Regions from separate parts of the Homo sapiens genome. Here region 1 is linked to region 2. The links are chromatin contacts, found by Hi-C or POLR2A ChIA-PET in ENCODE. All regions are on one chromosome and are shown on one strand. Each heading gives the region's core, a stretch centred on a gene start or an enhancer-like site at or near the end of the contact. The rest is flanking DNA. Distances are from core to core; before and after follow the strand shown. Region 1 holds the start of DAB2 (DAB adaptor protein 2). Region 2 has its middle 12 kb from the start of FYB1.

What was found. Hi-C counts contacts between places; a loop is a spot of excess contacts on that map. ChIA-PET counts read pairs that join two places held with the same protein, here RNA polymerase II (POLR2A). Pooled maps may share reads with other maps.
Region 1: a pooled map shows a loop between it and region 2 (1.8-fold over the local background). The contact joins the promoter of DAB2 here to the enhancer-like site in region 2. A Hi-C loop is called at or near these places in 1 of 50 pooled maps. POLR2A ChIA-PET finds 5 or more read pairs at or near these places in 4 of 52 experiments (A549, GM12878, PC-9 and 1 more).

Annotation. Positions count from the first base shown.
Region 1 is chr5:39,422,746-39,426,550 of GRCh38, reverse strand. DAB2 (DAB adaptor protein 2) reads left to right here and starts at 1,571. Exons shown (of 15, transcript NM_001343.4): 1 at 1,571-1,747.
Region 2 is chr5:39,229,870-39,233,576 of GRCh38, reverse strand. It overlaps a transcript of FYB1 not described here. Among named protein-coding and RNA genes, the nearest start is that of FYB1, 12 kb to the right of the region's middle. RefSeq lists a silencer at 1,276-1,570. Within about 2 kb of position 1,281, at least 4 of the 41 ENCODE cell types and tissues checked have a DNase peak (open chromatin) inside an H3K27ac peak, as active enhancers do; they include PC-9, where a contact is called at or near this core.

The DNA of each region.
Region 1 (3,805 bases), core at 322-2,821, 190 kb before region 2:
TGTACTAGAATTACATTTCTCTGCATAAATGTTATAAATAGAATACTATCCTAGGACTAAAATTTGTATACTTCCTGTCATTCACACAAAGTCATTTTTTAAAATAGCAAATTACCTCTGAGGAATATTGAAAACTGCCAGCATGGCCCTCCCTGCCTCCACACCCCTAGGTGTGTCAGGGGATGAGAAATAGTAGAGGCTGGGGAAGTAGAATTCTGGGCCAGCTGTGCTGCTCTGCACCCCTCAGTCTCCCCGAACAACGGTTGTTTCAAGCCTGACCTACTTGAGAGCAGACATTGCCACTCACATTGAGCTACCCCAAATTACACAGTGGCTTTGCAGTCGAGGCTAGGCACGGACCACAAAATATATCCTTGATGTCCCACGAGCCCTATTTGAACCCTCAGTTTCCAGAGGTAAAATGCAAATCCACTGTGTTGCTTACTCGATAAAATCAATAACCCCCTCCCATCCGAGATACAATTTAGCATTTTCACATTTACTACGTGCTGCCTCTGACTTTAAACAATTAAATTTTTTTCTTAAAAAAAGGGAAAAGAGACACGTCTTTCACAAGAGTAATTTCAGAATTCTCCAAAAAGCAACAGAGCTTCTGTGGATGTTTTACAATAATTCTTGATTTTAAAATATGGAGAAAATGAATTCTCAGCTTGTTAACACTCATTAGGATTTGCTGCGGAGTACCTTCTACCGCTCAGCACTCTACGTTAACATTTTTAAATATTTTATTTCTTGCAGTTCATGTTTTTCCTAGAGTTATAGGAAGTGCTATGGAAATTCATGCAGATAAAGTCATGTTATGTGTCTACATATAGGTGTATATACACTGTAAGGGAAGCCTGTATAGAATCTCTGATTGTATCAGAATTATAACTTATTTGATAGGCTACATAGACGTGAACATGTTTTGCTCATATCGATTTCAGAGAGAATATTATTTTTATATCCATATATATGATTATATTTCATAGGTAAATACAGTATGTTTCACATATGCACACATAGATTTCCCACTAACTTAAGCGCATTTGCATCTGCAATGAGGGAGACACTAATTTCTTCTAAGGGGAGCAAATCCAATCGCGCGATCAACTTTAGAAACTGCAGATCTGCGCAGGAACCGTTGTCCCTTGTCAGAAAAGTCAGGAGTAAAGGCAGTCCTTTGTTCAAAGGGCCCCAACGGGTTGGTTAGGATGACTCCGTGTGCCACATCACTCGCAGTGGCAATCCAGGGAACGGATCTGTGAAACGAAGCTCGGTGGATCCCACCCCTTTCCTCCAGAGCTTCCCTTTCCTGTCCTTATTTGCACCCGCCCCCCGCCCGCGTCGGTCTGGGGCTTTTGACTTCTCCCCGAACACATTTCCCCTCCCGTCGCTGGGTCCCTGCGATCGCCCCCAGCTGGTGGGGCTCGCGGAGCTCAGGGGAGCGGGGTCCTCTGCGCCGCTGCAGCGCGAGTTAATAAACAGTTAAGTTTGGAAGACTCTGCAGACACGTTGAGGGGGAGTTACCAAGCCCAGGCAGCAAAAACATCCTGGCACATTCCTGGGGAGTCCTCAGCTGCCAGCATCTGATTAGAACCATATCTCTCGCCGGGAGTGGCCGCGCGGCTCCGAAGCTCCCGGCCGGCGGCTATTTAAGCGAGGCCCGCCGCATCCGCTGCGCTGTAGCCTGGAGGCTCCGGGCGCGGGGAAGTCATGCTCGCTTCACGGAGGCAATAGCTAGCCGGTGAGTAGCTTCGAAACCCTTCTTCCCTCTGGCTCCATTTTTTTTTTAAAGATCTCCTTCTCTCCTTTGCTCCCCCTCTCTCACCCCCCCGCCCCCCGCTACCCTTCTTTGAGTACAGACCTTGGGCTGTGGGGAATCTTAGAAATGAGACCCTGTGCTTGGGGAAACCAGCAGTTTTGTGGCCTGACATCTGAGGAATGCTTCCGCGGAATGTATTTACCTTTCGAATCCGACTCCAGATGCCCAGCTTGTGACATTTAACAAACGCCTCCTTTTGTGTCGTGTGTGTGTGTGTGTGTGTGTGTGTGTGTGTGTGTGTGTGTGTGTGTGTGTAAAAGGTCTGCGGGCAGCCCTCCTAGGACACTGAGGTGGCTGCTGACCGCCTAATTAACTCCTCGAAGGGTGTTTATTTTTGCTGTGTGACAAAGGCTGGGGACCTGGCTTGTGCCCATAAGGAGCTTTTTCCTGGTGACTGACAACATATGGCATTAAAATGTGAACTTTTGTCTTACACCGGCATTCCTAAGGAAGTATCTACCCAAGGGACTTAAGAAACTTGTTTTATATCCCCCGGCGCAGGGAGCATGGTTTATATGGTGCTTGCCTGCCTGTTGTAAGCTGGTTAAAAAGATTAAGTAAGAATTCTAAAAAAGGGGGGAAAAATGAATGGGTTAAAACCGTGGAGCCTCAGTCAACATAGCGGTTTTCATAGCATAGAGCTGACTCTGTTATTTGTTTCTGCTGTCTTTCCCTCTTGACTTAATTCTGAGCCTGGAATTCTGGTCCGCAGACAGTTTCAGCAGGGAGCTGAGTCCAAAGGGAAATTCAACTGGATTAAAAACACTTAAGGAATCTGGGTGTTATCTCCACCCCAACCACCCCCCACCTTTTCCCCTTTCTTTTTAGTTTTTGTTTGGAAGGAAGAGAGCCGCTCTGTAAACCGAGAAGAGCAGAAACAAGCTTCCAGACACATGGAAAGACTTAAAAATTATGGAGGGGCGACTTCACGAATAGTAAATGTTGCTATTGCTCTATAAAGTGACTTCATGAAAAAATTTCTGGCCTTAGTCAGGCAAAGCAGGGGCATGGGGGAGAAGGAGGTAAGATATAACTAATGCAAACAGAAGTAATGGGAGTGGAAAGCAGGCATCTACAAAAAATGCCTTTGAGATGTCTGATAAGCCTCTTGGAATGGCTTTGATGAGATGTATACTTGATTGTCCTTACAGTCTTGAGGTTGGCTTCTCACACAAAAGCACCTACTGGCTGTTGGGGAGGAGGGAGCTTGCAGCTACCAAATGGCTTGTCACCATGCTTCTTACCCCAGCAGCCAGACTTTGGGAGGCTACTTTTCTCTGAGCCAGGTGCCCCGCCCACTCCAGGTTCTGTGTCTCCCCTCTTGGAAGGGAGATGGCCCTCAGTGACACTGTAAGAAAGTTTATTGCCTTGAGAATTCGGGAGTATTTGAGTACAATGGGAAAGTCTTCTAGAGAAAGCATGAAGAAGACCTAGTGGTCTTTGCCAATGTGGATTTCTGGGACAGACCACTTCTTCCAAATCCTTAGTCAGTTTCCTCCTAAGGCCAACTAAATTCTTTTTCCTGTTGTTGGTGAATAACTTCCCCCTTCTTTTCCCACTCCCAGCTGGAAGGATCCCTTCTCATCCAAATGACTGACCTAGAAACCAGTCATTTTTCAGCTATGCCCTCCTATGCTTTAATGTATAACCAGAATAAGTAGATGGTAGAGGAATGTCTTCCAACTTTGAGCCCATACACGTATGTATTTGCCATTCTGGGGATCTTTGATCTTGATGGTTGATCTTTACCTGAGGATGTAAGTGAGGGAAGAAAGCACTTGTTACAAACCTTGTCTAATTTGTGAAGGGCAAACTCCAGAGTTTGTGTTTCTGCTAAAGACTTTTATAGTTTCAGATTAAACTGGAAGTCCAAATTCCTGTGCATTAGGCCTGTTTGTTGTCTTTCTCCAAAGGTTGAATGGATTTCACTGGCCTTGTTTGGGTTGAAGGGTACGGCTTTTAAGGCACTTGTTGGCATGA
Region 2 (3,707 bases), core at 32-2,531:
ATGATTTATTGTTATTTTAAATGCATTAATAAGTAAATTAAAGTTTTCTCACTTATTACCAACGTTAACAAAAGCATTTTGGAGTCTGCCGATCATTTTTAAGCATTCAATGGTCTTGAAACCAAAGAGTTGAGAACCACTGCTCTAGAAGATGGTGAGTACAAATATAAAACAACTGGACTTGTAAGCAATGATTAACTGAAGAAAGAATAAAGCCAATAGAACTCTGTTTCTAAGCTGGCCAGGAGACACTGCTAAGGATGCTCACCATGGTTCTTCATCCAGTCAACTAATTACCCACAGCTCTTTGGGGGCTACATCTAAGTCTAACTTCCTCCTTGTAAACCAAACCGTTTATTTGCCCAGCCAAATATTTGCTAGCTCTTTCTAGTTGCATGCAAACTTTTTAAAATGAAATGTTTATGGAAGTCAGTGTGGCGATTCCTCAGGGATCTAGAACTAGAAATACCATTTGACCCAGCCATCCCATTACTGGGTATATACCCAAAGGACTCTAAATCATGCTGCTATAAAGACACATGCACACGTATGTTTCTTGCGGCATTATTCACAATAGCAAAGACTTGGAACCAACCCACATGTCCAACAATGATAGACTGGATTAAGAAAATGTGGCACATATACACCCTGGAATACTATGCAGCCATAAAAAATGATGAGTTCATGTCCTTTGTAGGGACATGGATGAAATTGGAAATCATCATTCTCAGTAAACTATCGCAAGAACAAAAAGCCAAACACTGCATATTCTCACTCATAGGTGGGAATTGAACAATGAGATCACATGGACACAGGAAGGGGAATATCACACTCTGGGGACTGTTGTGGGTTGGGGGGAGGGGGGAGGGTTAGCATTGGGAGATATACCTAATGCTAGATGACGAGTTAGTGGGTGCAGTGCACCAGCATGGCACATGTATACATATGTAACTAACCTGCACAATGTGCACATGTACCCTAAAACTTAAAGTATAATTTTTAAAAAAAGCAAAAAAAATAAATAAAAAATAAATAAATAAATAAATAAATAAAATAAATGTTTATGCTAAAATGTCACACTTACAATGGCTTTACATGAGGATTTAATTTCAATTTGAGAGGACAGCTGGGTCCGTTGTCAGCCTGAATACCATTTCTGAGACCTGCTGCACATCTGTGGGTTATTGCAAGGAGAACGGGTAGAGTGGTGCCCAGAGCAGCCCTGACTCACCTTCCTGGTAGCTTATTCATTTCTTTAGTTTCATGTGACTTATATTTCTGGGTAATATGGGCTACTGATGCCAGAAAAGTTTATATTAAATGTTCCTTTTTTGTACAAACATGCAATGTTCATTTTGATCAAAGCTGACTCCTGAAGGAGATTGGTATGCGTGTGTGTGCATGTGTAGTGTGTGTGCATGTTCTGAAACAGGTATCTTTCTGTCTTGCTCTTTCAGCCACTCTTATCTTTGGTTCAGAGAAAGTTCACCATTGTTCATTGTTCTACATTGACCTATTTCTCAAGAGCTCAGAGCTAAGGCAAACAGTTTGATGATATACAATTCATCCGTATCCCTGAAGCTTCTCTTCTGTCTTAAACATGCTTCCAGTCACTTTTTTTTAAGTCTCTTCACTATGTAAAAATGTATTATTACTTCAGTGAGTCAGTCTTACCTAGAAACCCCTTCAAAGGCATCATCCACAAGGCTGAAGTTGGCACTGTGGTCTAATGACTGAAACCCAACTAGACAGGGTGCAGCTGAGAATTGCTGATTCTGTGGGAACTTAGACTTCCCTGTCTCAGTTCTCCCCTCTGTGAAAGAGAAATAGCTCTCTGCACCTCTGTTCACCTCCCAGCCACATAAGAATTTTGAGAAATAATTAGTGTCTGAGCACCTCCTTATTAGCACTCTTTCTCCCATTGTTTGCACTAATCTCCTGGTCTCTCAGCCCACGAAATCCTACCCATTCTTCGAGTAGCATTTCAGGAGCACTCCAATGTGTAATAATTTCTTATGACTGGGCTGTTTATTTCATTCTTGAAATATATTACCCTGCAATAGTCATTGTATTATGAATTTTCCAGAAATATATCATATGTTTTTCCAAATAGCCTTGGGTTTCTTGAGAGAAGAGATTTTTTTCTTATTCAACTTTGCCATAGCACCTAACAGAAAGCTTTGTAACCCAAAAGGTACTCAGTACATTTAGAGAGAAAAGATGGCCAACCATGTATTTCGTACTTGCCATGTGCCAAGCACTGTGCCAGGTGCTTTTGAATGTGTTCCCTAATTGAATTCATGGAATTGAGGATGGAAATGGGGACATGACTTGTCCAAGGTAACACAGAAATCCCAGGGCAACAGCAGCTGAAGCTGGTGGCTACAGCTGTTTTGTTTTTTTTGTTTTTTTTTGTTTTTTTTTTTTTTGCTCTGAGCTGAGTACTTTTTTCTATTCCATCAAACTGCCTCCTGGAATAAATATGTCTTGATTAATAGCTCTTCCTGCTCATTATCTTTATTTCTTCCTCCTTGTTCTAATCAATATTAATATCATGATACAACACTTTAGTATATTTTCCTTTTTAAATAGAAAGATATTTGCACAAGATTATGCTCCATTTTTATTACGGTTGGCCTGGGACAATCAGTCATTCCATTCACTCTACTAATATATATACATGTATGTGTATATATATGTGTGTGTGTGTGTGTGTGTGTGTGTGTGTGTGTATACTGAGACAGGGAAGTCTAAGTTCTCACAGAGTCAGCAATTCTCAGCTGTACCCTGTCCAGTTGGGTTTCAGTCATTAGACCGTGATGCCAGCATCAGCCTTGTGGATAATGCCTTTGAACGGGTGTCTAGGTAAGGCCAATTCACTGAAGTAATAATACATTTTTACACAGTGATAGGACTTTTTAAAAAAGTGACTGTAAGCATGTTTAAGACAGAAGAGAAGCTGCAGGGATGTGGAAGAATATGTATACATATATACACACACACATATACAGAAATATATATACACATATTATACATATATACATATATATATGCTGTGACAAATTACCATGAATTTCATGGCCTAAAGCAACAGAAATTTATTGTCTTATAGTTCTGGAGGTCAGAAGTCTGCAATGAGCCTCTGAGGTGTGGGCAGAGTTGTGCTTCTTCTGGAGGTTCTGGCGGAGGCTCCATTTCTTTGCCTCTTCCAGCTTCCAAAGGCTGCCTGCATTCCTCGGCTCATGGCCTTATTTCAGCTTGAAAGCCAACAATAGCTGATCAAGTCTTTCTCAGCTGCATCACTCTGACACTGGCCTTCCTGCCATCTGCTTCCATGTATAACGATCCTTCTGGTTACTTGGGTCTTCCCAAAATAATCCAGAGTAATCTTCTCATTTTAAGATTCTTAACCTAATTGCTCTCCTGCAAATTCCCCTTTGCTATATAAGGTAGCATATTCACAGTTCCTGGGATATGGAGGTGGACATCTTTTGGAAGATGGGGACGTTATTTTGCCTACCTCACTATAGGAAGAGTTTAGTTATGTTGGAAACAGTATAAAGTAGTTCAGAGATTCCCGATCTTGATTTGCCCATTAGAATCATCTGAGAGCTCTGAAGAGTACAGATGCCCAGGCACCTCACTCAAGTACTGTGATTTAATTGAACCACACGGGCCTGGCTGTCAGCATTTTGTAAAATTACCCT